Regions from separate parts of the Homo sapiens genome. Here region 2 is linked to region 1. Evidence: read pairs that join two places in POLR2A ChIA-PET (ENCODE). Cell type or tissue: MCF 10A. All regions are shown on one strand. Each heading gives the region's core, and the rest is flanking DNA. Links, peaks and the distances in the headings are about the cores only. Region 1 holds the start of TRX-CAT1-5 (tRNA-iMet (anticodon CAT) 1-5). Region 2 holds the start of PRSS16 (serine protease 16).

What was found. Peaks named below come from ENCODE experiments on the same cell type or tissue, not always from the same donor. Only the 100,000 strongest peaks of a DNase experiment are listed, where the experiment ranks them.
Region 2: POLR2A ChIA-PET joins it to region 1 with 10 read pairs; 3 of 35 experiments call an interaction of 5 or more read pairs at or near these places.

What each region holds. Positions count from the first base shown.
Region 1 is chr6:27,325,852-27,341,640 of GRCh38, reverse strand. TRX-CAT1-5 (tRNA-iMet (anticodon CAT) 1-5) reads left to right here and starts at 8,585; the gene lies at 8,585-8,656. It overlaps TRK-TTT6-1 (tRNA-Lys (anticodon TTT) 6-1), which reads left to right and starts at 6,579; the gene lies at 6,579-6,651. It also overlaps the pseudogene VN1R10P. RefSeq lists a silencer at 8,581-8,660. In MCF 10A, for the core only: no CTCF peak of the experiment used is centred there; DNase peaks (open chromatin) are centred at 8,330 and 8,630.
Region 2 is chr6:27,244,816-27,260,604 of GRCh38, reverse strand. It overlaps PRSS16 (serine protease 16), which reads right to left and starts at 12,904. Exons shown (of 12, transcript NM_005865.4): 1 at 12,798-12,904; 2 at 12,557-12,723; 3 at 11,659-11,758; 4 at 11,376-11,505; 5 at 9,799-9,922; 6 at 9,486-9,563; 7 at 9,341-9,388; 8 at 8,565-8,855; 9 at 7,656-7,797; 10 at 5,733-5,912; 11 at 5,474-5,619; 12 at 3,985-5,358. The coding sequence starts at 12,867. The coding sequence ends at 5,290. RefSeq lists enhancers at 8,324-8,523, 8,544-8,713, 8,303-8,823, 9,094-9,463, 9,604-9,673 and 1 more. In MCF 10A, for the core only: a CTCF peak has its summit at 8,760; DNase peaks (open chromatin) are centred at 8,644 and 9,134.

The DNA of each region.
Region 1 (15,789 bases), core at 5,321-13,320:
TAGATCTGAGTGCCATGGGGTCAGCTTGTCTTTGATTCACTGTGCATGAGCTATGGCTGCTTGAAGTTGGGCTCAAATTATCTGAAGATTCCAGCAATTAAATGTCTGAAGGTTGATTCTGGCTGTTGGCTATAACCTGAATTTGGACTCTGATAGGATCAGCTACATGTAGGCTCTCCACACTGCTGCTTGGCTTCCTTGCAACATGGTGGCCAGATCTCAAGGACAAGCTGAGAGAGAGAGATTGGGGATGAATGAATATGTGAATGCATCAGGCAGAAGGTATTTTGCCTTTTATCATTTAGTCTGCGATTTCAGGAATGGTGTCACTTCTGCTTCACTCTTTTTGTTAAAAGCAAGTCATTAATTCCACTCCATAGTCAAAGAGAGGGGAATTAGACTCTACCTTTTGATGGGCAGAATGCCAAATAATTGGTGGACATATTTTAAAACAACTACAGCAATCACCCGTATTAGAAATTAGGAAATTGCAAATTAATCCTGTAATTAGATACTACTGATCTTCTACCAGAATTGCTAAAATTAAAAAGACAAAAAGTAATCATTATTGGTAAGGATGTGAAGTAGTAAGAACTTTCTTTTTTTTTTGAAACGGAGTCTCGCTCTGTTACCCAGGCTGGAGTGCAGTGGCGCCATCTCGGCTCACTGCAAGCTCCGCCTCCCGGGTTCACGCCATTCTCCTGCCTCAGCCTCCCGAGTAGCTGGGACTACAGGCGCCAGCCACCACGCCCGGCTAATTTTTGGTATTTTTAGTTTCTCCGTGTTAGCCAGGATGGTCTTGATCTCCTGACCTGGTGATCCGCCCGTCTTGGCCTCCCAAAGTGCTGGGATTACAGGCGTGAGCCACTGCTCCCGGCCCAAGTAGTAAGAACTTTCATCACTACTACTGAGAATCTAAATTGATAAAACCACTTTAGAAAACAGTTGGATATTATTCAGTAAGTTAAGGATATACATATCCAATTATCCTAGATATATATCCAAGAGAAATGTTTGCACATGTGCAAATATGTACGAGAATGTTCATAGTAGTATTGTTTGTATAACCAAGAACTAGAAACAACCTGCGTGCTCATTTACAGAAATTGGATAGTGTTGAATGCAAGTCAACAATGACAACGGACAGGTCAGAGATATGTACAATATGAATGAATCTTATAAAAATAATTTTGTGAAAAGGCGACACAAAAAGAAAGTATGATTATACTTATGTAAATTTCAAACCAAACAAAATTATGTTGTATTGTTCAGGGATATATGTGTAGGTGGTAAAATGTATTAAAATGTAAATAAATGGACTGGGCACAGTGGCTCATGCCTGTAATCCCAGAACTTTGGGAGGCCGAGGTTGGCAGATCACCTGAGGTCAGGAGTTTGAGACCAGCCGGGCCAACGAGGTGAACCCCTGTCTCTACTAAAAATACAAAAATTAGCCGGATGTGGTGGTGTGTGCTTATAATCCCAGCTACTCGGGAGGCTGAGGCATGAGAATCACTTGAACCTGAGAGGCGGAGGTTGCAGTGAGCTGAGATCACCCCAATGCACTCCAGGCTGGGCGACAGAGAGAGGCTCTGTCTCAAAAAAACAAACAAAAAAAAAGAATGTAAATAAATGATTACCATAAGTCAGGATTGTGATTTTCTGTGGGAGTGAAGAGAGTGTGCAAGGCAGAGGTTGTGAATGGAAGAGGCATGACAGCGTTGCTCTATTTATCCTGAGTTATGGTTAAACATGTGTACACTGTAAAACTACTTTTCAAAGCTCTACACGTAGGTCTTATTTACTTCTCTGTATATTTCACAATAGAAAAACATAAACACGGAAGCTTTTTATATATTAATGTGGAAAGAGTTCCAAAATATATTGTGAAGTATCAAAAGCAAGGTCCAGAACATATGAATCTATATTTGTATTTATATGCAAGTAGATAAAGAAGAATAGACAAGAAATTAATAATAGCAGAAACCTCTGGAGGATGAAGGAAAGGGTAGAAACCAAGTAGGTAGGTGACGGATGGGAGGAAACTTTTCACTGTAACTATTTATTTGTCTTTTAAACTCTGTGAGTGTATTACCTTTTCAAAATATAAGCCAAATTAACAAACAAAATCTCTTAAAGCCCTATAAGAGACCTCAGAGAAAAGTATGTCTTCTTAGAACAGATTCCCACTCCCTCAAGGCTTCATGTGTTATCTTCATTCTTAGGAGCCAGGAGCTCAGGAGTCAGTGTTTGTTTCTGGACAGAGAAAAGGTTTGGAAAGAATTAGGGATTACGCGGATCAATACCTGCAGCTCCCCAGATGGGACTGTAAGTCTCAGATGCTTAGTCCTACTGCAGGGTCAAGCTTTAACTTCTCATACAAGCACTGACCAGCATGGTGGATCAATGTGATTAAACAGCCCTGTGGTTAGCAATTTGGTCAGGTTTACACACATAATCACAACAGGGAGCTATACAAACAGAGTTCAGAACATTTAGCAATGAACAGACCATTCCTGTCCCCTTTCAGGAAAAACTTATGTATTGAGTGTTTCCTTGTACTCTGGTGAACCATTTATTTAACAAATTATTAATGAGTAGCTGCTACATCACAAGTACTCTGCTGGGCACTGGGGCTATGGCTGTGAATAAAATGGGCAAAACTTCCTCTCCTCATGGATTTTGTATTCTAACGTGAAATGCAAAGAAATGAAATGAATAAGTAAAATATGTAATATACTAGATAGTGATAAGCATTACTTAGAAAAATAAAGCAGGAAAGATAATAGCAATGGCTGGTGTTTTTTTTTTTTTCAATGTTTTGTATTTTTAAAGATGTCGAACAGGAGAAGTCCCCACTGAGAAAGTGATATTTAAGAAAAGACCTAAAGGGGATAAGGAGAGGAACAGGGCACATATTTGGGAAAAGGAGTTTCCAGGCAAACAGCAAGTGCAAAGGCCTGAGGCAGGAGTATGCCTGACATTTGAGGAAGAGCAAGGGGGTCTTGTGGCTAGAGGGGAAGAACAGGGAGAAGAGCCCTCACAGGCCACTAGAAGCACTTTGGCTATTAAATTGAATGAGAAGGGAACCCTGGGAGAGTCTTGAACAGAGGCACTGCTGCTGCATTTAGAATACATAGTAAGAGGGCGGTGATAAATAGAAGCAGGGAGACCAGTGAAGAGCATATTGTGAAAATCTGTGTGAGATGTGATGATAGATTTTCTAGCATGGTAGCAATGGAAGTGGTAAAAAAAAAATGGTTAGGTTATGGATATATTTTGAAGGTAGAGCTGATGGGATATAGGATCTGAAGGAAAGAGCAATCACAGATGATAGCACGGATGGACTGGCTGTTTATTGAGATGGGGAAGATTCTTGAGAAGCAAGCCTGGAAGAATAACCAGGAGTTTATTTTTTTGAAAGGTAAAAAATGCTTGTCAAAAAAGCAGCTGCAGACCAGGCACCAAGGCTCACACCTGTAATCCTAGCACTTTGGGAGGCCGAGGTGGGTGGATCACCTGAGGTCAGGAGTTTGAGACCAGCCTGGCCAATATAGTGAAACTCCATCTCTACTAAAAATACAAAAATTAGTTGAGTGTGGTGTCATGTGCCTGTAATCTCAGCTATTCAGGATGCTGAGGCAGTAGAAACGCTGGAACCTGGGAGGCAGGGGAGGTTGCAGTGAGCTGAGATCGTGCCACTGCACTCCAGCCTGGGCCACAGAGCAAGACTCCGTCCCCCCAAAAAAAAAAAAAAAAAGGTAGCGAGTCTGGTGTGTGAAGCAGCATTCCAAGATGGAAAGAAGCATTTGTATATATATGGTATTTAAGGACTGAGCCCTGAGTATGCTAATATTTAGGGTAGGATCAGGTAAGCGATCATTTAATTTATGCATATAATAGTAAGTACTATTAATATAACTAAAATAATCTCAGGAATCCTGTGTATATTCCAGGAGCTTCTAAAACCACTCTTGGGGAGTCAGCAAAAACTTTCAGAAAGAGGTAATGGGTTATGTCTAAACTGAGATCTGAAGGACAAGTAGGAACTGGCAAATAAGAAAAGGGGAGGACCCTCCAGTGAAAATGCAACTGCAAAGTCCACAAGCAAGAGAGGACATGAAACAATCAGGAATTTCACTGTCCCTTCCACTTCAACTTCTCTGTCACACTTGTTCTGTCGGAGGAACGACTACAGGAGTTTTTGGAAAGTTAAATTGTAGAGATTTAAAATTGGGGTTTGGTGGGCAATATTTATGTGGCTTCTAGTCACTTCTGTGTGGAAGAAAATTATTTGGCATATAGTCAGGTAACTCCTAGAACATACCAACTCAGAGGCAGCCTCAACAAAAGCCCAGTTGCCTGAAATAAGCTCCGGTTTTCAAACACAGGAACTCCTGGTTCCTGTCAAAACGGATCCAAACGTTATCCAATCAGAAATGAAATTCTGAAAGTCTGGCTCCCTTCCATGCAAAGAAAACCCTTTGAGATTTTTGATAGGAGGTGGTTAAGACACTTGCTCCCTGAGGCAGAGGTGTTAATTCCATAGCTCCCCCGGTTCTTCTCAAGCAGGGTTTCCCGAGGGCTTTGCTTGCTGGGCTCCTCCTGGATTCTCTCTGTAGTTCCTCCTCTGAGCTCAAGGAAGCTTTTGAAGAAAGGACTTCAAAGGTCAAATATTTGACAGATTGGGACTGCGTAGAGATGGAGGGACTGAAGACACCTGCTTCTTGAAGGGGCCAATTTTAAAGAGGCAGAAAAAGGGAGGAGTGAGTAAGGAGGAAGGAATGAAAAAGACTCAGGAAAACAATGAAACCATCTTCATGTTGGAAAAACAGTAAAAATTGAACGGAATATTAGCAGTGCTACCTATTCGTAAGCAGCGTGGCACAGTAGAAGCCTGCTGGGCTCATGACCTCAGAGACTGAGAGATCAAAACCATCCTGGCCTACAGGCAACTCAGAGTTTAAATCTACTTCTGTATTTTCCCTAAAAGTCTGATAATCAAATCAGTGATGGCACTCCATGGAAAGATATCACTTGATAAATTTCTGGTAGTTGTTTGCCTATGACACATTGCTCCAGGCCTAAAAATTCTCTCCTCTCGAGCTCCCAACATGGAAACAATTGGGAATACTAAGTTAGAGCCTCCATCCATCGAGGTGGACTTGCATATTGTGTACAATTTCTTGGAGGAAAGGGGATGACAAATTCCACATTGACTTCCATTACACCTTTCAGTAAAGGGGCTTTAAAATTGTTATTTACCTATTATGTTTTGATTATGTACTAGCAGTAGATGCAAATATAACACAATCCAGAAAAACTATTTTTAACACACATTTTGGGTAACAGGAAATAACAATGGACTTCAATATTTATACCTATATTTGGTCCAAAGAAGTATCATAGAAAGATCAAGAAAAAACTACAAAATGACATTGTACTGGGATAAAAATTCTATAAGAGACAGGCAATGGCACTATGAATGCAGAGAAATAAAGGATCAATGTAAAATCTTCCACAATTAAAGAGGTAGCAATGTTCACCTCTCTCTTTTAAAAGGTTGCTGGTAAGTATTAAATTACTGTGGTTTTTAGATTCCTATGATACAAGTCACTATATCCTTCAGAAAAATTTAAACTTAATGAAAAACGTTAGATGTCCACTGAAAAAATTGTGGTAGGTATCACGTTTGTCAAAATTCTTTTAGACAGGCAAGAACACCCCAGAGCAGTGAAAAGTACAAAGTAGGCCCATCACAGTCACCACGACATTCTCTTCCTTTTTAATGACTTGCTTTTTTCTTGCACCAAGAAAAAAATAATGGGAGATTTTATGAGATTTGTCAGGCTCTTACCATTGCTTTCCACTGGTTGCTTCCCACTTTTTTTTTTTTTTTTTTTTTTTTTTTTGAGACGGATTCTCGCTCTATCACCCAGGCTGCAGTACAGTGGCGCGATCTTGGCTCACTGCAATCTCCGCACCCCCCGGCTTCAAGCAATTCTCCTGCCTCAGCCTCCTGAGTAGCTGGGATTACAGGCATGCACCACCACGTCTGGCTACTTTTTTTTTTTTTCTTTTGTATTTTTAGTAGAGGCGGTTTCACCATGTTGGCCAGGCCGGTCTCGAACTCCTGACCTCAGGTGATCCGCCCGCCTTGGCCTCCCAAAGTGCTGGGATTACAGGCGTGAGCCACCGCTCCCGGCCAACTTCCCACTTCTCTTGTTTTTGTTTTTTAATTGTTTCTTTGTTCCTCTTTGTGTCTTTTTTGGTTATTTCTTGTTGCGCAGTAAATATGACACTGCTGACGGATTTAACTAAACATTACATAAATATTTATTAGGGGCAATCAGTTGTTTTCTTGTTTATTTTTCTTTCCACGAACCACACAAATAAGAATTTGGTTTTTTGATGTTGCTTACATTTCTTTTCTATCAACCTGAAGAAAACATAAACGAATGGTGGTTGAACTGATTCTGTGGAACTTCCACTGAATTACTCTTTTCGCATGTAAGATCACTGAACCGTGATAATCATTGATCCTATTTGTAGAACTGTATGAAACAGTTCCCTAAGGAGCCTGGGTAGCTCAGTCGGTAGAGCATCAGACTTTTAATCTGAGGGTCCAGGGTTCAAGTCCCTGTCCAGGCGCTAAAAATGCAACTTTTACTTGCTTAGAGTGAGGAAACATCAAGAAATGAGTTGAGTTTGACCTTAGCCAGTAGCAAAGATTTGAGAACAGAGGGCTAGGTGAAGAGTTATCTTTTTTTTGGGACAGAGTCTCACTCTGTAGCCCAAGCTGGAGTGCAGTGGCACCATCTCGGCTCATTGCAACCTTCGCCTCTGGGGCTCAAGCGATTCTCCTGCCTCAGCCTCCCAAGTAGCTGGGACTACAGGCGCGCGCCACCATACCTGGTTAATTTTTTTGTATTTTTAGTAGAGACGGGGTTTCACCATGTTGCCCTCGGTGGTCTCCAGCTCCTGAGCTCAGGCGATCCACCCGCCTCGGCCTCCCAAAGTGCTGGGATTACAGGCGTGAGACATCGCTCCTTGCCTGAAGAGTTCTTAGACATGACATCAGAAATAATTCGTGAAAGAAAAGTTGGTTAATTGTGTATGTGACTAGCAATTCGATGAGAGTCCTCGGGCTCCAAGCCCGAGTGGCGAGCACTTTACCAAGGAAAATCAAAGAGGGCAGTCCTTCAGTCTTAGTGTGGACAGGGAGATAGAGTAAATGAGAAAAAAAAAATACGAGCATGCTAGCCTTAGCCCATGTTCCATCATCATCCAAAAGCTTACATTACTAATGATAAAACATTTGCAATATTCCAGAATGACCCTGTCTAGCGTCATCATAAAGGAAGCTACAAACGAGAGCTGGTGTTCAGGGACTTCCTAAAAGCTCTGTTCCCTGATTGATATAAGCTACAAGAAGAGGAAGATCTTATCTTTATTAGTTTATTATTATTTTTTCGTGTTTCTGTCAAAACGGCGCCAAAAGGGATCCAATCGAAATTGCAGCTGTCATGTAATAATTTGAGCTACACATCAGGTTTATCCTCTTTATTTCAGGGGCACCGTTTTTGTTTTGCTTAAAATCTTGTGCCTTTGCAAGCAAATGAAAAAACTCTCATTTGATCATTACATATTTATACATGTATCGAAATATCACTCTATATCCCATATATACGTACAATACTTACTGTCAACTAAACTTCTTAAAATTACACTGCTATCACGAACAATTTCATTAAAGTCAGAAGTTGGAAGTTGTCAAGCTCATGATAATGGATACAAGTTTTGCAACATTCAAATTTTTTGCTAGAAAGCCCCAATCTTATCATTGGTCACAAATACTGTCAGTTGTTTTCCTTGAAGTGGCAGGCTCACTTGGTTAATTAAAAATTAAAAAAAAAAAATCATGTCTGTCAAATACCAAGTCTTAATAACCATAGCTTCTTAATCATTCTTTCAAATAAAAATGGTGTTTTCTGAAAAAGCCACTAGTTATGCTTGCAACGGAATAAGTTGGAGGAGTGCTTTTTCGGGAGATAACATTGTGCTGAGGTATGCAACAGAAGTCCTTTATGTATACTTCCCATTTCGTCACACAGAACACACACAACTCGAGTTGAACTTTAATAAAATTAATCATTTTTACTGCATCAAGGGGAAAACATCTCTTCTACGGTTGTCTATGAAATTTTTTGACAGAAACAAATAAGACTGTTAACACGATTCCTCTCCGGTGGCAGCTGCGTTCGCTCCACGACTGCCTGGATTCTACTCGAGAAGACTACACCTAGTGTTTTGCTTGGCGCCCTCCTCCTAGGCTCGCTATGATAAACGAGTGCTTGCTAAGAGGCTCAGACGATCTTTGGCAGGTTGGAAAAGCACAGATCTGGAGGTTATGACCTGAGGCCATCTGATTATCGGGTAGCGAATCTTCGACTTGCTTGGCAGAGATAGGGACAGTGTAAACGATCAGATACAAAATGAAATAATTAGACAATGAAAATTTTGTCGGTACTGAAAGGTGATTTTGATGATTGAAATTAAGATCAGTGGTCTTCAGAAACCGCTTAGCAGAGTGGCGCAGCGGAAGCGTGCTGGGCCCATAACCCAGAGGTCGATGGATCGAAACCATCCTCTGCTATGAGTTTTACAGCTAAATCGACACGCAAAAAACAAAAACCAAGTCCCTAGGTTTTCATGCATTCAACAGTTTCTGAAAACCCTCATTTCTGCTTCTGCTCTTTGTTATGTGTTTCTTTCCCACCTTTGAAATCTCACCATTCTCCCAAAACTCACCTACTTCACTGATCCACACCGTCCTACATTGGAAAATTCCTTTCCTCCCAGGTGTCGGACAAACAAAAGCATACGCTCAGCTGAGATGCTTTTTTATTACTACGTTGTATAAACCCACATTTACTTCTGTTAATTGCCAGGACATTCTCTTCCTTTATTAATTATTTGCTTTAATAAGTATTTGACAACATATAATAACTTTATTGTTTTAAACTAGTTGCTCTCCACCTCTCTGCCTTTGTCATTAGTTTTGTTGTTTTTCTTGGTCACCAGAAAAGTCTTTTTTTGGGTGCGAATGTTAAGTTCAATAACTATTTGCTGAAGGCAATCAGTTGGTTCCACCTCTTCAGTCTTACCTTTTACAAATCTTAGGTAAATGAGTAAGGACTGTTGTATTGATCCTATTTACATTAATCCTATATAAACCAGTTTGATTTCTTAGACTTAGTGCAAAAAAAAAAAAAAAAAAAAGAAAGAAAAACAAACAGGTAACAGCTCACTAGCGAATACAAGTAATGTTCAGAGTACATGAATACACTTCTGTTCAATGAATTGACTCCATGGAATTCAAACCACCTCCTTAGCTGTCTTTTCTGAGTCCAATAATTCATTTACAATACCAGTCAACATTAGTGATATGTGCTAAAATCATTTCTCAATATGAATAAGCATATCTTCTTAGGACCTATGTGGCTTGGTTGGTACAATACCAGACTTTTACTTTGAGAGTAAAGGGGTCAACCTCTTGCCCAAATGTAGTGGCAGACCAAGTGCAGTGGCTTACACCGGTAATTCCAGCATTTTGGGAGGCAGAGGCAGGTGGATCACTTGAGGTCAGGAGTTCGAGACCAGTCTGGCCAACATCATGAAACCCTGTCTCTACTAAAAATACAAAATTAGCCAGGTATGGTGGTGCATGCCTGTAGTCCTTGCCACTCAGTAGGCTGAGGCATGAGAATCGCTAGAACCAGGGAGGCACAGGTTGCAGTGAGCCGAGATCATGCTACCACACTCCAGCCTGGGCAACAAAAGCAAAACTCCATCTCAAAAAACAAAACAAAACAGATGTAGTGGCGTTTTCTGGTTTGTGCAGTAAGGTTTCTCTCTATGTATTTGAGTGGGCATACTTAAGAAACCATACCCGAAGTGTCTCATACATACTTGGATGTGATTTAAATGCTAAATTCTGGAACCCTTAGGCCCTTTTGGAAGGTGACGAGTGTATTTTGTGAGAGAGACTGGGGTCATAGGTGGACAGAGGTCCTATCTGGTAGGCAGCCTCTAAGATGACCCCCAATAATCTCTACCTCCTGGTATTCTTGCCCTGGTGTAGTTCCCTATGTACCAGGGGTGGTCTTTGTGTCTAATGTAAGTGATAGATAAGCTCTAGAGGGAAGCCAGTTACTATGTCACCAGCAGTCCTGTTTAGTAGCCTATTTGGGGAGGGAGTGAGCCTTCCTGCCAACACCCACTAGGGAGATTGGAAGAAGATCCTCCAGACACAGTCAAGCCTTACGATGACTAGAGCCCTAGCCTGGCATCTTGATTGCAACCCCAGGAGGAACCCTAAGCTGGAACTACCCAAATACAACACTTTGATTTTCAAGTTACAGACACAGTAAGATAATAAATGTGTTGTTTTAAACCACTACATTTGGAGTTATTTGTTACAGCAATTGATAAGCAATACAAATCTCAAATAAGTTAAGTTTATAACTTAAGGCTCCCTGGACTATTCAGGAAATGCACTTCCAGGATGCCGATCTACTGTAGGTCACCTTTGTGGCTTTGATTTATCAAGATGAAGATATTTTCTACTTCTTTTCTTTACTTGGTGCATTCCTAAGTGACAAGACTACTTTTCGGGCAGTTCACTAGGGATGATAGTTGAGTTTTCTCTCTAGATTATTATTAATCTGCATGTATGACACTGAGGACGTGTAGAGTGGTTCTCCATTTTCAGCAGGTCCTAGTGACTTCGGTTTTCCTCAATTTAGAAGCTGCCAAAGCATAAGCCCAAATTTGCCTCCATGAGCAAGAGCTCTAAAAGCATAAGCAACTGGTTGTTGTGGTGCTCTGCTTATCTGTGTTCTCATTTCCTTTTACATTTGTTTTACATGTCTCTTAGGTTTCTTTAATGTTTTATCACTTCATTGTCTAAAACAAACCTTTAAAGAATTGATTTAGAACATATTTTAATAAAAGTACAAATCATATGGGTATAGGTAAATGACTTTTCACACAGGAAGCCTATGAGTAACCTCCATCTAGATCAAGAAATAAAATATTACCAGCACCTCAGAGACTCCCTTTATGCTGTCTTTCAGTCACTTTTGCCTTCTTCCTCTAAGGTAACAACCATCCCAACTTCTAACAGCAGAGTTCACTTCTTCCTATCCTTACAACTTATGTAAATGGAGTCGTATTGTTTTCCCTCTTTTGTATTTTTCTTTTACTCAAGTATGCCTGTAAATTAATCATTGTTACTAAATGTAGCAGTAATTTCATTTTCATGGCAGTACAATGTTCATTGTATTTTTACTAACCAATTTATTCTATTGCTGATAGACATTTATGCTGTTTCTATTTGGGGGCTATTACAAATAAACATCAAAAAACAGGAACATTTTTGTATATGTCACAGTGTACATATGTATTCATTTTGTTAGATTTATACACAGGAGTGAAATACTTTCACCTTTCACATTTACATTTAAAATCCATCAATATTAACTTTTGTTTATATAATTTATAGGTCAAAACTTATTTTTCCCCATTCGATATCCAAAGAATGTAGTATGACATATTAAAAAGACCACCAATTCCCTCACTACTATACATTGTTTTTTTTTCATAAATTGTGTGTACAAATATTTGGTTCTGTTTCTGGATGCTGTATTTAGTTACACTTCTATTTTTATATCATTATGAAAATTGCCTACTATCTTAATTATCATAGCATTATAATAAACTTTGATATCTATCTGTGTACATCCTCTCATTCTATGCTTTTCAAGGTTGTCTTGGCTATTCTTGGATCTTTGCCTGGTTATAGAATGTTCAGAATGAGCTTGTCAATTTTCACAACAATAGTGTCTTTTAATTTAGTTGCATAGACTTTATAATTTATTTTAAGGAGAATTGTAATCTTTTATTCTTGCATTCAATTAATACAGTATATCGTTAGAATAATTTAGGTATTCTTTACATTCTTTTGGCAACGTTTTATTGTTTTCTGAATAGAGGTCCTGCACAGTTTTATAAGAGTTATTTCTAGGTTGAAAATGTTTTTTGGAGATATTGCAAATAATATCATCTTAAACATGTTATCGAGGCATAACATACACACATAAAACTCCACCTGTAAGTGTAAACCTTGATGAAGTTTCACAAACTGAACACACTCATGTAAACAGCATCCACTGAATCAAATTATAATGTATTATTAATGTATTAAGGAGTGTAATCTCAGGGAAGGCTATTTAGGGGAAGAAAGTGGGAAAAATTTATTGGTCACGGCTGGACATGGTGGCTCATACCTGTAATCCCAGCACTTTAGGAGGCCAAAGCGGGAGGATCAGTTGAGCTCAGGAGTTCAGGACTAGCCTGGCTAACACAGTGATACCCATCTCTACTAAAAATACAAAGATTAGCTGGATATGGTGGTGCACACCTGTAATCCTAGCTACTTGGGAGGCTGAGGCAGGAGAATTGCTTGAACTGGGTAGGCAGAGCTTACAGTGAGCCAAGATCATGCCACTGCATTCCAGCCTGGGTGACAGAGCAAGACACATCTCAAAAAAAAAAAAAAATTATTGGTCAGCTACTATATCCAACTGATCAAAGTTTTGCTCCATAGAGCATTAATAGCCCTACATATAGAAGTTGGGCATGTGCAGATATCAAAGATCGCTCAGCAGCTCATGTTTCAACAGCAGCAGAGAAGCCTTATAGCAGAAGACGAGAAGTTCAACAGAGGTGAACAGTGAAGTCCTGTTGTTTTCTGCACTCAGAGGAAATTGATTGCCATGACTATTGGGGTAAAACAAGTTGCAAGGTAAGATGGCAAGAGAATCAGAGGTGGCACATAAGATATGTCTGATACCCAAGAGTATGCTTGTCTTACAAAATATTTTAGGAAGTGTTCCTTTCTCTCTATTGCTTGAGAGTTTGTGCAAGATTCATGTTATTTGTTTCATAAATATTTGGAAGAATTCACCTTTGAAGCAGTATAAGCTGGGAGTGTTCTCTGTAAGAAGGTTTTTAAATTACTGATTCATTTGTTTAATAGCACTATTTAAATTTTCTATTACTTCCTGTATCAGTTTTTATAACCTGTGTCTTCCTAGGAATTTTTTCATTTCATCTACATTTTCAAATGCATTGCCATGTTATTATTTATAATATTCTCTCATACACTTTTTACTGTGTGCAGGGATGTATAGTGATGTCCTTTTTTATTTATTTTTTATTTTTTAATTTTTATTTATTTATTTTTTTGAGATAGAGTTTCGTTCTTGTTGCACAGGCTAGAGTGCAATGGCACGATCTCGGCTCACCGCAACCTCTGCCTCCCGGGTTCAAGCAATTCTCCTGCCTCAGCCTCCCAAGTAGGTGGGATTACAGGCGTGAGCCACCATGCCCGGCTAATTTTGTATTTTTAATGGAGATGGGGTTTCGCCATGTTGGCCAGGATGGTTTCAAACCCCTGACCTCAGGTGATCCGCCTGCCTCAGCCTCCCAAAGTGCTGGGTTTATAGGCATGAGCCACCACGCCCAGCCTATTTATAATATTCTCTCATATACTTTTTACTGTGTGCAGGGATGTATAGTGATGTCCTTTTTTTGTTTCTGATATTAGTAATTTATGTGAACTCTTATATATAAGAATATACCTAATCAGACTTGCTAGGTAGTTATCAATTTTGTTAGTATTTTCAAGTAACCAGCCCTTGGCTTTGTTTATTTTCTTTATGTTTGTTTTCCATTTCATTTTTCTGCTTTTAACTCTCTTGCTTTCTTCTTTTATGACCTAGAACATTATGGTTTCCTGTTCTTTCTAAAAGCCCTTAAAAGTTTATTTTTTTTTAGCATTTTGTTTTTTTAAATGTATTCAAGACTATACTGTTGTCAACTGAAAAATCATGAGATGTATAAATTTGGAAAGAATACTTTACTTTTTAAAAATAGTTACAGCCTGTAAGCTGGCTATACTGACAGGTTGGAAAGTGTAGCTTCCAGCCAAAGCCAGAAGGAGACACTTTGAGGGAGGAGGGGTTGGGCAGGAGTTTTATGCTGAACAGGTTTGCTAAACATACATATTTAACAGGTTATAGGAGGAGTTATGAATATTTTCAAAGGGGGAATGTGCATATACATGATAAGTAAACATGTAAGTTACATGTCACTTATGTTTACTATGTTACTATGGGGTTGAGACTTGATATTTAAAAAATTACAATTAGCCCCTATATGTCAAAAGGTGAAGCAGGGACACGGAGGTAAAGCAGGGACATGAAGTAGCCTTTGTAAACTGGCCAGAACCAGTCTGTGGTTGGTGGTCTTTTTATTAGGAGAAGTTACTGAAACTAGTCTGTTGCCTAATCAAAGCTGTAGTTATGGCTTGTGAAATGGAGGGGTCAGTTAGTCAGTGTTTGATGGGTGGTGAGCTGTAACTTTTTTTAAGTATTATTTATCTTGAAGCCAATGTTTGCTTAGCTGTTAGAGAAAAAGGAAAAAAATTAACCTTGTGGCAGTTAGAATACAGTTTATTTTTTAAGTGTATGGGTGTGTGACTTAACTCTTGTCTGGCATGGCCTTAGGTGTTGTTTATAATTTGCTATCATATTGCCACAAACAGTCTCTCTCTCTCTCTCTCTCTCTCTCTTTCTTTCTTTCTTTCGAGACAGAGTCTTGCTCTGTAGCTGAGGCCGCGGTAGCACGTTCTCGGCTCACTGCAACCTCCATCTCCCGGGTTCAAGCGATTCTCCTGCTTCAGCCTCCTGAGTAGCTGGGATTACAGGCGTCCACCACCACGCCCGGCTAATACGAAGAGTTCATTTCATTAGTCTTATGATTTCTATTTTAACTTTAATGCTGGTCAGTTGTTGTGTCTAAATTACAAAATAGAGGAAGTATGACGAGGTGTATCTAACTTCCCATCCTGTAATCTCCCTATATTTGAATCCTTTGAAATTTGCACAATCTTATGTCCATGTGTCTATTTAGAAACAGAAATAAATTGTGTTCCATGCCAAGCATCTTTTGGGAATCCATGAATCTAATCAACTCTATAAACCCAATGCAAAATTTGTGCAAATAAATGGTTTACAAATTTGAGAAATATACCAAGAAAGTATAGAAATAAGAGCAAATATTGTTTATTTTAAACTTATTTACAGGGCATTTTGGACATATACAGATGTGAAGTACTAATAAACATATAAGTCAATTCAGGAAATAAAAGATTACAAATGAAGGTGAAGTCATCTAAATTCCCAAATCTTTTCACATGTTCTTCCAAACCCCTTAAAGATAACCACTACTTTGAATTTGAATTTTACCATGTCCTTACATTTCTTTATTTTTACTACATTAGAATTTGCATTGATATAACTTTTCATGTTTTTAGAATCTGTATGTATTTTACACTTTACGTATTCATCTGCAATGTGGACATTTATGCTTGAAGAAACTTTCATAGATTGAGTCACAATGGATTATTTTTTCTCAAATTTTTGCCTAGGTGCAATCAGGACTAAATTTATTTTTTATTTTATTATATATTGTTTCTCTTCAAGTATGACAGCCAAATGAATAAATTTCTTTTTCTTTTTCTTTTCTTTTCTTTTTCTTTTCTTTTTTTTTTTCAGACAGGGTCTTGCTGTCTCCCAGGCTGGAGTTCAGTGGCGTGATCTTGGCTCATTGCAGCCTGGACCTCCCAGGCCAAAGGACTAAATTTCTAAACTCAGGAAAGTT
Region 2 (15,789 bases), core at 4,776-12,775, 80 kb after region 1:
TCGAAAAAATTCAAGTTCCCGCGCAGGTTCCTTCTCCCATCCGGGAAAGGCCCGGGAGTAAACGCCAAGCTGCTCCAACTCTGAGACTGCAGCGAATGGATCAGGGAAGCAACCACGAAGCCACCGCAGAGTTCACAGGACCCGGCTCCCTCGCGCGGGGTGCGGATTCCTTTTCACTCTTGGAGACGCTCGCCCGGCAGGTGGGCTCTTCCCTGAGGCCTCGGAACCAGGGAATTTGCAGCCTCTCGCCGCCTGGACTCGGGGTGGTTCTCCGGTCACCGCGACCCTAAATGGTCCTGGGCAGATGGGTTTTATTTTTGTTTTTGTTTTTTGTATTTATTTATTTATTGAGACGGAATTTTGCTCTTGTCGCCCAGGCTGGAGTGCAATGGCGCGACCTCGCTCACTGAACCTCCGCCTCCTGGGTTCAAGCAATTCTCCTGTCTCAGACTCCCGAGTAGCTGGGATTACAGGCGCCCGCCACCACGCCCAGCTAATTTTTGTATTTTTTAGTAGAGACGGGGTTTCACCATGTTGGCCAGGCTGGTCCTGAACTCCTGACCTCAGGTAATCCAGCAGGTGGAGACGGCCTCTCTCCAGAACTCTGAGTTCTCCCTGTCTCCGGGCACGACCAAGACCCCCAAATCAATGCCAGGAGGAACTCGAGGCCAGGGCGCATCCAGAGTCAGGGGCATTTCCCTTAAGAGAAACATCAAGATTTGGGAAAAGGTGTAGGCATTGAGGCTCAAGTTGGGCAAATTCAGAGGAGGGAGGCAGGAGACACCTTGGCCCTGCCAGGTGCAGAGCAGCCTGCCCTTTTACTCTGGCTATGGAGATAATGTTTAAAACTGCCCCCGGGCCGGGCACGGTGGCTCACGCCTGTAATCCTAGCACTTTGGGAGGCCAGGTGGGTGGATTACGAGGTCCAGGAGTTCAAGACCAGCCTGGCCAACAAGGTGAAACCCCGTCTCTACTAAAAAATACAAAAATTACCTGGGCATGGTGGCAGGCCCCTGTAATCCCAGTTACTCGGGAGGCTGAGGCAGAATTGCTTGAACCCGGGCAGCAGAGGTTGCAGTGACCCGAGATCCACTACTGCACTCCAGCCTGGGTGATAGAGTGAGACTCCGTCTCAAAAAACAAAAACAAAACTGCTCCTGGGGATGGTTGGAGTTGATTCCCAGTGGCTGCAGAAAAATGTTTAATTCAGGAGGGATGCGAGTGTGTGTGTGTGTGTGTGTGTGTGTGTGTGTGTGTAATTTTAATTTTAACGAATTTGATGTTAACAAAGGCATGTACCACCAGGCAGGTTTTCCTAAGGAGAAATGATAGTCTTGAATTTGGTTGGCAGAAGACCCATAACTACAGCATTAGTTAGGAATTTTAATTTTTGAGAGTGCTTGACCTTGTATCAAAAAATTCCTCCAACCTCTTTGGCCAACACACACACATATGCACACACATACATGCCATGTGTTCCAGGCCACATTACAGCCCTAGTAGTGAAATAAAAGCTTTGAACATAAATTTAGATGAGTAGGTTTAAATATGAGTTTTATTGCCTTTGTTTCTGTGAGATGCTCAATCATCTGAGATTTCATCGTTCTCGTCTGCAAGCTATAAGAGTCTAGTTTTGCATTTTTTTTTTTTTTTTGAGAAGGAATTTTGCTCTTGTCGCCCAGGCTGGAGTGCAGTGGCGTGGTCTCAGCTCATTGCAACCTCCACCTCCCGAGTTCAAGCAATTCTCCTGCCTCGGCCTCCCAAGTAGCTGGTATTACAGCGCTGGGCACTACACCTGGCTAATTTTCTATCTGTAGTAGAGATGGGGTTTCACCATGTTGGCCAGGCTGGTCTTGAACTCCTGACCTCAGGTGATCCACCCACCTTGGCCTCCCAAAGTGCTGGGATTACAGGCATGAGCTACCATGCCTGGCCGAGATCTTCTTGTTTTAACTGTGCTGTTTACTTAAAAATACTCCAGACTGTCTCTTAAAAGTAACTTCCCACATTCTACAAGTACGGTAACTCACTTATCCCAGGTACAGGTAAGATTTCCATTTAAAGTCTCTGGAAATTGACCAAATTTCTACAAAATATTGAAAATCACTTAGTGAGTATTGGTAGAGACCATGGAAGTCTGCGGCACTTAAGCCAGGGGTTGCACCCATCTCTCCCCTTCCCAACATGTTGTAGAAGTCTCACTCTAGACATGAAGGGTAGTCTGTGAGGACCAGTAACTCTCATTGCTCCTGTGAGCCCCACTCCTACTCCTTGGCAAGGCAGTTCCACTCCAAGAGGGCCAGAGTAGGCCATGAGGACAGGAAGGACTGGTGGCTTCTATTCCCACTTCCCTAAAGCTCCAACTCTGTGTTAAAGAGGTTCTGCCCTAGTAGGTATGGCAAACCTTCACGACTGGCTGCTTGGGGCCCCTGCGTGAAGGGGTTGACTTTATTTGGAGTAGAACATGGAAAAATCTGGCCTAAGGGCAATGCTGAAAATAGAGGTCACAGTGAAGAGTAATCAGGGAAAGCTGACAGCTCAAGGATACTAACAGAAGCATGCAAGTTAATATATTTAATTTAGAAATCTACCAGAAATTTAAAAATGACATCTAGGGATGGCTGAAGGGCACCCTACCCTTGTGCATATGCACAGTCATCGAGACCACCCACTCATCTCTGGCGATCTGGAAGACTGAATACATGCATAAGGGTGGGCTTGCTCAGAAAAGACCAGAAAGGTTACTGTCTCTGGCTGAATGCACAGTAGACTTGTAAACTCCCTGAACTTAGAGAGCAATCCCCAAGCCACATGAGATCCAACAGACAAAGGTTGAGAATTGAATATACAAATGGATAATGGCCAAACTAAAAGTAAAAGTAGACTTCTGACCTACAACCTGCAGTAACCAGCCCAGAAAGCCAACCTACTATTACAGTAACCAGTCCAGGAAGTCAAGCTGCTATCTGTAGCAAACAGTAGAGGAAGACAAACAATAATACCCCTGTACCGATTGGCTCCAAATGGCCAGCACTTACTAAATATAATAACTCACAATTCCTTAATTTTTGTTCTTGCTTTCAACTAAGGACCAATGAGGGAAAGCCATACATGTACTCCCAACCAATCACATATGATGCCCCTCTTCTAGTTAGCCTGCCCACAGCTTCCCCATGCCACAGCTTCCAGTTAAGGCATACCTAGAACCTTCTCTTTTTTCCACTATAGCGCTTTCCCACTCCTCTGCCTGTTGTGAGTCTCTGCCAAACACAAGTGATGATGGTGGATTCTCTTGGTATAGCAAGTGCTGAATAAATAGCCTTCACTTGTTATCATGTTGGTGGTGGTATGGGTTGAACTGTGTCCCATCTTCTCCCCAAAAAAGATATATTGAACTCCTTATCCCCAGTACCTCAATCTGTGATCATATTTGGAATCAGGGTATTCACAGAGGTAACCAACTTAAAATCAGATCAACAGGCTGGGCCTAGCCCAAGATAACTGGTATCCTCATAAAAGGGGAAATTTGGACACATGGATAGGCACATGCAGAAGGAAGGTGATGTGAAGGCACACAGGGAAAATGGCCATGTGACTGGAGTAATGCATCTACAGGCCAAGGAACACAGGAATGCTGGCAAACACCAGAAGCCAGAAGAAGCACAGAAGCATTTTCTATTTGTCTTTCTAATCTCCTTCTGTTTCTCTGAATATCTTCATTTCTATCTCTGTGTTTTTGTCTGTTTCTCTATTTATCTTTCTGTCCTTCAATCTGTGTTTTCGTTTCTGGCTCTCCGTCAGTGTCTTTGTCTCTCCTCTCTCTCTTGCTCTGCCCTGGCTATTTCCACTGCTCTATTTTTGACTCTCATTTTTGGTCAAGGAAGGATTAGAAGGCAAGGAAGGATTCTCCCCTAGAGCTGTGAGAAAGAGAATGGCTCTGCTGACACCTTGATTTCAAACTTCTAGACACAAAAACATATAATATATACTGCAAGTTTCCATTTATATAAAGATCAAGAACAGGCAGAACTAAAGTGTAGTGGAGATTGACTTTGGTATGACAGCATGAGGAGGTTGCCTCTTACCCACAAGGAAATATGAAACTGGATAAAACTCTAAAACTACCATCTCTGTGCATACAAAGACATACAAAAAGCTGAGAAGTATTTATTGCTGAAAATAATTGATCTTTAGGAAAGAACAGTGCAAATCTATGGCAGGTTCCTGTCACAGCTAACATAGCCTAAGCAGGCACCCTTGGGATTAGCCCTATCCTCCCAGGCCCTGGAAGAAGGAATCTCCACCAGAATCATGAATCCCTAGAGTTGGAAGCTGGAAGTACCAGGGAGTGATATTTGATTGTGGGAAAAGATGGTGAGTGAAGGGTGTGGAAGGAAGACTAAATAAGAGAGATAGAGAAGGAAAAGATTAAGTGACAGGAAGAGAAATAGAGACACAGAAGAAGAGCATCAGAGACAGAAATAGAGCCTCAGGGAGACAGAGAGATTGAGGACACAGCAGAGGAGAGACAGAAATAGAGCCTCAGGGAGACAGAGAGATTGAGGACACAGCAGAGGAGAGACAGAAATAGAGACAGAGACAGAGTGAGAAAGAAAGTGACTAGGAGACACACAGAGACCAAAAATGAGAGTCAGAAATAGAGCAGTGGAAATAGCCATGGCAGAGCAAGAGAGAGAGGAGAGAAAAAGACACTGACGGAGAGCCAGAAACAAAAACACAGATTGAAGGACAGAAAGATAAACAGAGAAATAGACAGAAACACAGAGATAGAAATGAAGATATTCAGAGAAACAGAAGGAGATTAGAAAGACAAATAGTGACAGGGGAAAGAGAGAGGAAGAGACTGAGGGAAAGGGGTACAGTGAGAGAAACTGAGAAGCAAGGACAGGTTCAGGATCTAAAGTCCAGAAAAAGAAACTTACAGCAAAGCCCCTAACCCAGGAGCTGGAGTGGCAGAATTTGAACCAGAATCTGATCAGCAGGGCGAGGGCACCAGCATAAGTCACATTTGTTTGACATTTAACATTCAAAATACCAATATTTACAATGAGAATAATCATCCACTTATATTTCCATAACTCTCTGCAATAAAGCACTTTAAGTTGGGAATAAGGATGTTTGCAGACACATGCCAATTACGTGCGGAACAGGTGCTGAATTCCAATTCCTGGGAGTTTCTTCTTTCAAAACAAGCTGCTTTCTTTTGTTCAGTGAACAAGTATGTCCAGGACTGAGGTGACCATGCAGGGAGTGGAAAGGGTATGAGATTCAGACTTCACCCTTAATCTGGCTCTCCTTTGCCAGCTTGAGCCAGGTCTGTAGCTGCTGGAAGATGTTCTGTGGGGAGGTGGGAAGAATTTGAAAGTCAGATTTCAGCACCAGCAGAAGGAGGGAACATGCAAGTGATTATTCAAATGAGAATGCAAATGATTCAGAGCCTTTTTTCTCTTACCTGGCGCCCTAGGCGGAGGCTGGGGGAGTCTGAGGGCCTCTCAGGTGCCATGTCCAAGCAGTGGGAGCCAGTGCGGATAAGAAGAGTTGATTCTGAGGATCCTAAAGCCTGTGTTACACTTAGCACATGCCAGGGGTCTGTGTCCCCTGGAAAGAAAGGATAGGATGGGGCTAGGTAGATGGGTGCTGGGAGAGGATGAGGCTATGTTGAGCTGGGGCTAGGTGGAGGCTTAGCAGCCAGGTTTTGATAGCATGCTCACCATTAACAAACAGCACTTTGTTAGCCCCAGGGGTCTGGCCACCGTAGTAGGAGTTCGTCTGAGCCACAGCCTGGGCTACTGACAAGGCTGAGAGCCCAAACACCTGCTCACATAGGTCTAGCTGGGAGGGCAGTGCTGGGAGCTGGGAGAAAGGACATCTGGGATTCTCACAGGTGACATCTGTGTAGGGAGATACCTGTAAGTGTGGGTATACAGGCAGCCCACCACTCTCCTTCAATAATCATTTTCAAAGCTTTCCTCAGTGATGACCAGAACATTTCTAATACTCCCTTCGAGGAGTTTACAGTCCTGGCAGACAGACTCACACAGTCCCCTGACAGTGATAGCCCACAGTGATCAGGGCTGTGATGGAAAAAGGCCACAAGGCAGGGATCCCAGAGGAAACATGATGGGCTCAGGGAAAGCATCCTGCAAAGGATAAGACCTTGAGAAATTAGTAGAACTGAGCCAAACAAAGATAGAGAAGGAAGGCATAGTAAATAGAAGAAATAGCACGTGCAAAGGTCTGGAATGCTCGGAGCTCAAATTGTATTATGTCTGCCCTGCTTAAAACCCATAGCTCACTGTGCTTTCAGGGTAAAGATAACTTCTGTAACATCAGATTAATTCATCCCTTCCCTCCCTATTTGTTGACCACCTACCAGGTGCTCAGATAAATGTTGTACAATGTTGGGCACATGGTGGCAACCAAGACAGCTCCAGGCTCTGCTGTCACAGGACTCAGTCCAGAGGGGAAGACAGGCAATAAAAAATGTATTATGACAGGCTGTGTAAAATGCTAAGGAGAACACAGAGCTATCGAAGTCGGAGGTGGCAAGGCTGACTTATCTTGAGGGATCATGGCTTCCTGAGGGAGGCCACCCTATTGAGACTTGAAGATGAATAATCCAAGCAAAGTGAACAGCATGTACAAAGTTCCTAAGATGTTAGGAAGACTAATGTATTAAGAGGGTTAAAATATGTAAAGCCTTATAATAATAACAATAGCAAGAGGTTTATGGAATACTTACTGTAGACCTGCATTATTCTTAGAATGCTACAAATATTACCTCCTTTAGTCCTTGAAACAACCCTATGAGAGAAATATTGCTTGTATTCCCATTTTATAGATGTGGAAACAGGCATAGAGAAGTAAGTCACTTGCCCAAGTTTGCCCAAGATTACGAGTAGAAAATGGAGCTGGAATTTGAACATTTAATTTACCATATGTAGTATTTGGGACATGCTTATACTAAAAAAAAATCTGTTGTATATCTGAAATTCAAATTTAACTGGGCATCCTGTATTGTATCTGGCAACACTACCCTGGGGTCTTTGAGGAGCTGTGGTTTTGAGTACAGGAGGGACAAGGTTATATTTACAAGGATCTCTGTGGATGCTATGAAAAAGTTGGATTGTACAGAGGAAGTGAAAACCATGAGACCAGAGAAGCGGCTGGGAAGGGATCCCGGCAAGAAAGAATGGAGGTTCCCAGCAGGACAGCAGAGGTAGGCATAGAAAGCACAAGGGATGGACTACAGAGTTGTCCATGCAGAGTGAGGAGGACTCAGTAATTGACAGGCTAGCTAGAAAATGGGAAGGAAGCAACTAAAACAAGGCTCAAGTTTCTAGTCTGGTGGATGGGGAAAGGGGGCCATCCCTGGAATGGGGACACAGAGAAAGAATAGGCTGAAGGGAAGATCACTCAAGTGGAGACCTCAGTGTGTGCGTGAGGAGGCATGTGAGGGCCAAGCACATGCATACACTAGTATGGCTTCCACCTTCTCCAGCCCAACATCTGCAGGTTACACAGTGCCTGAGAGCTGGGTCGAAATGAGTCCAGACCACCTGTAAGATGACTTCTCTGGGCATAGTAAAAAGGTTGTTTGAGGGGACAAAGTTAGGGTTAGGCCAGTCACTTACAGAAGCCGAACTCGGTACATGTCTGATACAACCACTGCCGGTCACCCACACCAGACAGTTGAGGTTCTGTGCTCCTCAGCTGTGCCACTGTCTCTGCTCGGGAAAAGCTTAAACACTTCTGGCCCAGGCTGTGCAAGACAATCTAGGGAACAATGTACATACATAAGACATAAATTCCTCCTCTCTTCCCAGCAAGCCAGGGTGCAGAGGCCTATGTCCCCAGAGGTCAAAAGTCAGAAATAGAAGGGTGAGTTCCTGAGTTCTCCTGGGAGTCAGTGGTCAGAGGGGGTGGATGCCTGGGTCCTTGTGAGTTAGAGATCAATGCACTAGAAGACTGAGACCTTATTACCTGTGAGAGCTTGGGCAAGTGATAATCTTTCAGACTTCAGTTTCCTTTTCTGTAAGTGGCGATAATAATAGTGCCTATCTCTTGAGAACTTAATGAAATAATATATGTGAAGCACTTTATACAGCACTTGGTCCAGACAGTGCTGGAAAAGCGACAGCTGGATTGCAGTTGTGGATTTAGAGGCTGCAGTCCCAGGTACCTAGGAGAACCCTATCCCCAGAGATAACATTTTTTCATTCATTCTAAAAATACTAAGTGAGAATTTGCCATGTGCCAGGCACTCCTGCAGGCCCCCCAAAAGAGAACAGGACAGGATAGGCAAAATAGGTAATAATCGCAGTCTCTAACATTCGCACACTGTGTGCCAGGCTCCCAGCTGATTGCTCTACATGACCCGCCTCATTTCATCTTCCCATCGGCCCTGTGAAGTGTTATCCCCATTTTACAGATGAGAAAACGAAGTTTCAGAGAAGGTTCTCGCTTGCCCAAGATCACACAACGGAAGTGGGGCAGGAATCTTTGTCCGCTAACTCCTCCCAGCTGTGCCAGGGAGTGCTCACCTGCACCGCCCGACGAAGCCCGCAGTAGGGCGTGGAGTGGCTGCGGTTGCCCCCGCCCCCGAGGAGAAGTCCGCAGAGCTGTCGCACGCTTAGCGGCGCTCCCGTCTGCCCATCATACTGCACTACACCTCCCACCAGTGCCTGCAGCGCCCCCAACAGCTCCGCCTGGTTTTCAGCGCGGCCCAGGGGCCCGCAAGCGCTCAGCTCCGTCCGCAATGCTGCTTGAGCCGCCCCACCCGAGCGCAGCCGCCGCTCCACTTCAGCGAAGGCGACGGACACCGCCGCCCGGCACTGTGGGAAGCAAGAGGCGATGTCCGCCAAGACTTAGGCTGGGCCTCGGCTTTCCCTACCCAGGACCTGCGTCCTCCTTGGGTTCCCCACTTTCCCCTAGCGGGACTCAGAGGGTGCAGACCTAGCTCTTGGCCCAGGCCCCCGCCCCCAGGCCCCCGCCCCCAATCCCCTGCCTCGCAGCCCTCCTTCTCGGGTCTTCCCTGCAGGCCCCGTCCTCCATTGTGGCCCCGCCCCACCTTGAGCCTCACCTCCGGATAGGATTGTCCCTGCCCAAACCCCGCCCTCTCTGGGGAGCGCCTCTTTTCCTGGTGCCCCTCCTCTTCGTCAGCTCCCGCCTTCTTCCAAAACCTGCGTATTCCCCCGAGCTCCGACCTTCCTTAGACCCCGCCACGTTGCAGGTTTCGCCCTTCTCTGGCCTCCTCTTCCCTGGCATCCGAGGCCTCTTTTCCCTCCCAGTCCCCCTCGGACTAGGCCCCACCTCCTACCTCCAGGGACCCGCCGATCGCGGTGCTCATTAGGCTTCGGGATACCACCTGTGGGCGGACCGCAGAGGAAGGTATCCGGAAGTGTCAAGGGACTCCGCCCGCTGGGACCCCTCCCCGTCCCGCACCTGCTGCCCGCCATCCTTACGTCATTATACTCGGAGAAATCCAGCACGGCCCGCACCGGGGCGGAGGAGGCGACCGACGCGAAAATGAGATGGGGGAACTAAGGGAGGAGACGCCGTCAGCCTGCGGGCTGAGGGGTTGGAATCGCATATCTTTCTGCCTCTGTGTCACTTACTCGCTGTGTAATCTCGGGCTCTTGTGAGGACAGCTTGTGCAAAATTCTTTGGGCGCGGGAGGAAGGTAGGGGCGTGGTGGGAGGGTATTCCTATTATCTGAGACTGGGGCCCTGGAGTCCGAGTTCCCTCCCCCCAGCCCACCCGGAGGAGTCGCAGGACCTTCAGCCGGGCCCAGGCGGCCAAGGAGCCGGCATAGGAGCCTCCGAAGCAGATCCAGGGGCTGGAGGAGGAGATGTTAAAGAGGCGGGAAAGTGCCAGGCGGGCAGAGACCACATCAGCCAGCCTAGGGTCAAAGGGGGGACTCGGTCGGTCCTCATCGCTGGGAATCCCTGAAGATTTCCCCATTCTGGGGGAAACCCGGATCCAGAGACATGAATGGGTGAATCTGGCCAGAAACCAGGGCCGTTTTCTCATGACGTGTTTCCAAGTGTTCTCCAAGCCACATACACTTCCCAGAACATGTGTGCCTAGGCCAAGGGAGACCCTGTCCTCGTCCACTTTCTAGAAAGCCACCACCCTCTTTCCCTTCTCGTTTTAGGTAGGAGAGGAAAAATTTCCAAGTCAGTTTAGATGAAAACCTGACAAATGTAGGGAAGGGTTGAGGGCACTCAAGGAGGGCTACTAAGAGGAGAAGGAGGGGTCCTAACCTGATGAGTTGCAAGGTATTGGGAGAGAGAACAGACACAAAGAGAAATGGAGAGTGAAGTTTGGATATGTCTAACATCCTCTTTCTCCTCCCAAGGGCTTTCTTTCTTCCCTAACCTTTCTGAATGGCTTGCAGTTGGTACCATCCTGTTGCAGTTAGAAAACCGTTTCGCTTGTAGAAAAGATTAAGATGCAGAGAGACAGAGATGGAGACAAAGAGGCACAGATGTAGATACAGAGACGGAGAAAATGAGACAGGCAAACAGACTGTTACAGACACAGACAGAGATACCAATGAGGAAAGAAAAAGCTAAGTTCTGTAAGAATAAAGCAGATGAAAGAAACAAAAAGCAGGTGAAGTAAAGTTGGAAAAATGGTGGCGGTCGTTAATAGGAGTGAGATGCACTGAAGGAGGCTGGGGTGAGAGGCATAAAAACATCTAGGGGAAGGCCACGCCATGCAGAGGGATGAGTTCAAAGGCTCAAGGCAGGAATGTGCGTGTAAGTCTGGAGGACAGTGAGGACTTCAATGTAGCTGGAGCCCAGTGAAAGTGAGAGAGTATAGGTCAGAGTTAACTAGAGGCCAAAACCCACTGGACTCCATGGCGACTGTAAAAGCTTTGACTTTACTCTGAAGTCAAATACAGTCAAAATTGCTTTACTTCTGAAGCAATACAGAAGATGTCTGAGGGACTTAAGCCAGGGAGGATCATGTCCTGGTTTATGCTCTAACAGAATTACTCTGATTTCCACCTGGAAGTCAAGGGCAGAGCAGGAAAAATGGTGAGAATGCTGTGGCCGTAATCCAGGTAAGGAATGCTGGTGGTCTGCACAGTGATACAGTGGCTTACTTCAGACAGAGACGCAGAAATAGAAAGAACACAGGATAAGAGAAAGACAGATAGGGAGAGTCAGAGACCCAGAAATGGAAAGAGAAAAAACAAGACCCTATGAAACACAGAAGAAAACAGAGGGAACCAGAGACTCAGAGGTTGACTTCAGACAGTGGAGGAGAGAGACACAGATGCAGAGATGCCAAAGCACAGACATTCCTGTCCTTTGACCATAAACACTTTCCCTTCCTCCACTCACGCAAGGCGGCTGGACAAGAAGCGGAGCTGGGCCATTTCCAGGCCTCCAGCAGGTATACTCAGGCCATAAAATCTGTGTTCCAGGCTTATCACCAGGGCGCCCCAGGCTGGGGCCAAGGCTGCGGGATGGCCTGTGAAGAGTGTATGGGTGGGGGGTGGGGAGGTGAGATGCAAGTTGAGTTTAAGCCCTTTCACTCCTCAGGTCTCACAGCATTGCAATATGCAGCTCCCCTTCCTGGTCCCCACCAGCATCCCAACTCCTTTCCCCCAACATTGCCTCTTACCTCTCATCACTGAGCCAGGCCCAAGGCTGCCCTCACCCCCTAGATGCAGGAATATGGGTCCATCCTGGCCAACCCAATGTTGGTCATTCACCCAGTAACGCTGAGAGGTGGGATGGGGAAGAAGAAATGGCACTGTGAGAGTCCTGACTTATTCTCAATTCCTCATTTGTTCCAGTCTCTCTTCCTAATGGATCTTTCCTTATGTACTTAACAGTGTCTGAAATGAGCTTGTTTATTTACTTGCTCACTTTTCCCCTGTTCATCTCCTCATCTAGAATGCAAAATATACAAAAGCAAATTTTTGACCTGGTTTTTCACTCTTATATCCCCAGAACTGAGGGAGTGGCTCTCACATTGAAGGAACTTGCTATTTCTTGAAGTAATAATTGTAAAATAAGAAATAAATGCAGATGGATTTAGGAATAAGATCCAAGTGGGATGATATTTGGAGACTAAATACAGAGGAAGCACTGAAAAATGGCGAATTTGTTCCTTCTTTCGATAGATATCTTTGAGTGCCTGTTGTGAGCTAGGTCTGATTCCAAAGCTGGTTCAAATTTCTGCTACCTACTGAGACCTGGTGGTAGGTTTTGTGTCCAGTCTGGACAGGGACAAGGGGGTAGGGAGGAGCAGTGAATGTGAATGACAGAGAGAAAGAAATGGTGAAGGGCAAGATCTGAGGGACAAAACGAGTGGGACCCCGAGGAGAGGAGAGAGTAAGGCCAAATCTACAAAGGGCAGGAAAAGGGATACTGACAGCAAGCATAACATGAGATTCAAGCAGAGGGATGGGGAGAACTGAGGTGTGGAGAGAGAAAAAAGTGCAGACTGAGGAAGAGATGAGGGAGACTGAGGAGAGGGCAGGATGGTTAGTGGACTCCCCGTCTCCCGGCCTCACCTGTAGGAAGGATCGTCTGTCGGACACGTTGAAGGGGTCCAGCAGTTGCTCCAGCCACCCCACTTTTGGGAGGGCTGCAGCACCTGGCCCCAGGCTCAGGCCCAGGCCCTGGGCAGAGCTCTCCTGAAACTGCTGAATGTGCTCACCCAGGCGCCTAAGAAGGGAGGCTGTGGGACATGGAGGGAAGGAAGTCAGGCTGGCCCCCTTAGGATGCCCTGCTTGACCCTCAGCCTCCTCTTACCTGGAGCCAAGAGTCCCCAGAGGGAAACCAAGAGCAGAGGGCCCAGCCACTGGGCAAGCCAGACGGCCATGGTGTTCGGGACTCTGTTCTCCCCCAGGAGGACCTTTATCTTATCCTCAGCAGCCGGGCCTTAAATCCATCACCTTTCAGCAGAGGCTCAGGTTTCTTTCCTTTCCTGGCAGGTCAAGCGTCTGTAGGAACTGCTAAAGCGGGGCAGGGACGCCAGAGTCTGTACACAGAGGCTGCTGATGCAGCATCGGAACTCCCAGTTTCTTCTCTCTGGGCCTCTCAGTCTGTTCTTCCCTCAGCTCTCAGTAGCCCTCGCTGTCTCAGTCTCCTCCTCTCCGCTCTTCGGTCTACCTTCTCTTTATCTCAGATTCCTCCTTTGCATGCCTTATTGTCCTTCAACCTCTGTCTCTCCCCACCTCAGCACCTCCTCTGGAACCCCAGTTGCCCACTTATTCTCAGTCTTTTCTTTCTGCCCCTCAGCATATCTTCAGTACCCCTCAGTTGTTCCCACACTCAGTCTTTCCGTCTCTTTTTTCTCAGTCCCCCATCTCTTTTTCAGTCTTTCTCTCCATACTCATCTCTTTGTCCCCCAATCTCACCTTGTCTATTTTCCAGCCCCCTCACTTTCTGCTCTGCTTCACTGTCCCGAGCTTCTCTGACCCACAATCTCACACTGTCCATAGACTCCTTACAGTTCTTTGAACATACCAGGCTTGCTTCTGCCTTAGGGTTCTTATTCTTGTTGTTCCCACCCTATGGATTGTGATTTCCCTATATACCCACGTGGTTTGCTCCCTCACTTCAACTGGATCTTTATTCAAAGGTCATTCATTCAGAAAGGTCTTCCATGGTCAGCTTTTTAAAAATTGCCAAACCTATGGCCCTCTTCTATTCCTTTTCAAACTTTATTCCTAATTCTTTTTCATGGGACTTATCACTATGAGAAATATTGTACATTTAAAAAGTTATTCCCATAAATTTAAAAAATATATCCAGAATCTGATGACTTCTCACTACCTTCAGTGCTACCACTGCTGAGCCACCATCATCTCTGACTTGGGATATCATGGAAGGCTTTTAGCTGGTCACCCTGTTTCTGCCTCATGATTTATTCTACACTCAGCAGACAGAGAGACAGAATTAAATATTAGCCCAATCATTCACAATCATTCACTCCCTGGTTTAGAACACTTCCCTGATGCCCCATCTTACTCAAAGTAAATCTAAAGTTTTGAAAACAGTTTTTAAAACTCTGTATGACCTGGCCCCCTGTTGTATATACTGTCATGATTTCATCTCCTACCCCTCCTGGGTTCACTGCTCCAACTGCATTGGACTATTTCATATTTCACAAGACTCACTCCTTCCTTAGAATTTTTGCTCTCCTTAGGATGCTTTTCCTCCAAATATCTGCAAGTCTTATTTTATCACTTCCTATAGTTCCCCATTCATATATTTTATCTTACCAAATGGGTTTTACCTGACCACCCTTATAAATGGCACAACACCTGAGACCCTGTCCCCTGATCCTTCTGTTGTCACTCCCTGATAGTGATGACATTTTATTGCACTTCTCTCCCAAACCATTCCCCAGGAAGTAAGCTTATTCTGGGAAGCAATTTTGTCTGTTTTGTTCACTGGTGTACCCATAACACCCAAACTACTTCAAGGCACTTGAAAGGTTCTCAATGAATATGCAGTGAGCAAAAGGCTATATGGATAAATTGATTAATTAATGAATTAGTTTTCTGCTCAGGAAAGAATTCCCTAAGAATGTGACCTAAGAGTTGAGGCAAGGGAGTGAGTGGGGAGGGAGGAAGGCAGGGAAAAAAATACTTGAGGTAAGAATGAGGAGCCAGGGGGAGCATGAGGTTATCTGGAGTCAGAGGGTTTCTGGCCCAAGAAAGAGCAGGTGCAAAGACTCTGAGTCACAAACCTGCTTGGCACCACCAAGGAACATCAACAGTTAGTGGGCTGGAAAGTCAATGAAGGAATTTGAATTAGATGAGAAGAGAGAAGTAATCAGAGATTCAACCCTGCTGGCAAGCCATAGAAAGGGCTTTGGCTTTTATTTAAAGACTGATATATGGCCGGGCGCAGTTGCTCACGCTTGTAATCCCAGCACTTTGGGAGGCCGAGGCAGCTGGATCACAAGGTCATGAGTTCGAGACCAGCCTGGCCAACATGGTGAAACCCTGTCTCTAGTACAATTACAAAAATTAGCTGGGCATGGTGGGGAGGCGCCTGTAATCCCAGCTACTCAGGAGGCTGAGGCAGGAGGATCGCTTCAACCCGGGAGGTGGAGCTTGCAGTGAGCCGAGATCATGCCACTGCACTCTAGCCTGGGCAACAGAGCTAGACTCCATCTCAAAAAAAAAAAAAAAGGACTGATATGTTGCCGTAAGGGTCTTTTAAAACCTTAATACATAAGTGAATTTAAAGTTGGGTGTGGTGGTGCATGCCTGTATTCTCAGCTACTTGGGAGGCTGGGACGAGAGGGCTGGGAGTTCAAAGCTGCAGTACACTGTGATCGAGCCTGTGAATAGCCACTGCACTCCATATTGGGCAACACAGTAAGAACCTATATTTAAAAAAATGTATTAATAAATTTCTAAATTTATTTTTCGATAAATACGAATTTACTTAGTTGTTTTAATTGCTAGACTGGAAAGACAGGGATGTTTATCCCAACTCAATAATAAGACAAATAGCACAATTGGAAATGGAAAAAGGGTTTGAACAGGGATTTCTCCAAAGAAAATACACCAATGGCCAATAAGCACATGACAAGATGCTCAACATCATTAGTCGTTACTAAAATGCAATTATTATTTATTTATTTATTTATTTTTGGAGACAGAGTCTTGCTCTGTCACCCAGGCTGGAATGCAGTGGCATGATCTTGGCTCACTAAAACCTCTGCCTCCTGGGTTCAAGTGATTCTCCTGCCTCAGCCTCCCAAGCAGCTGGAATTACAGGTGCA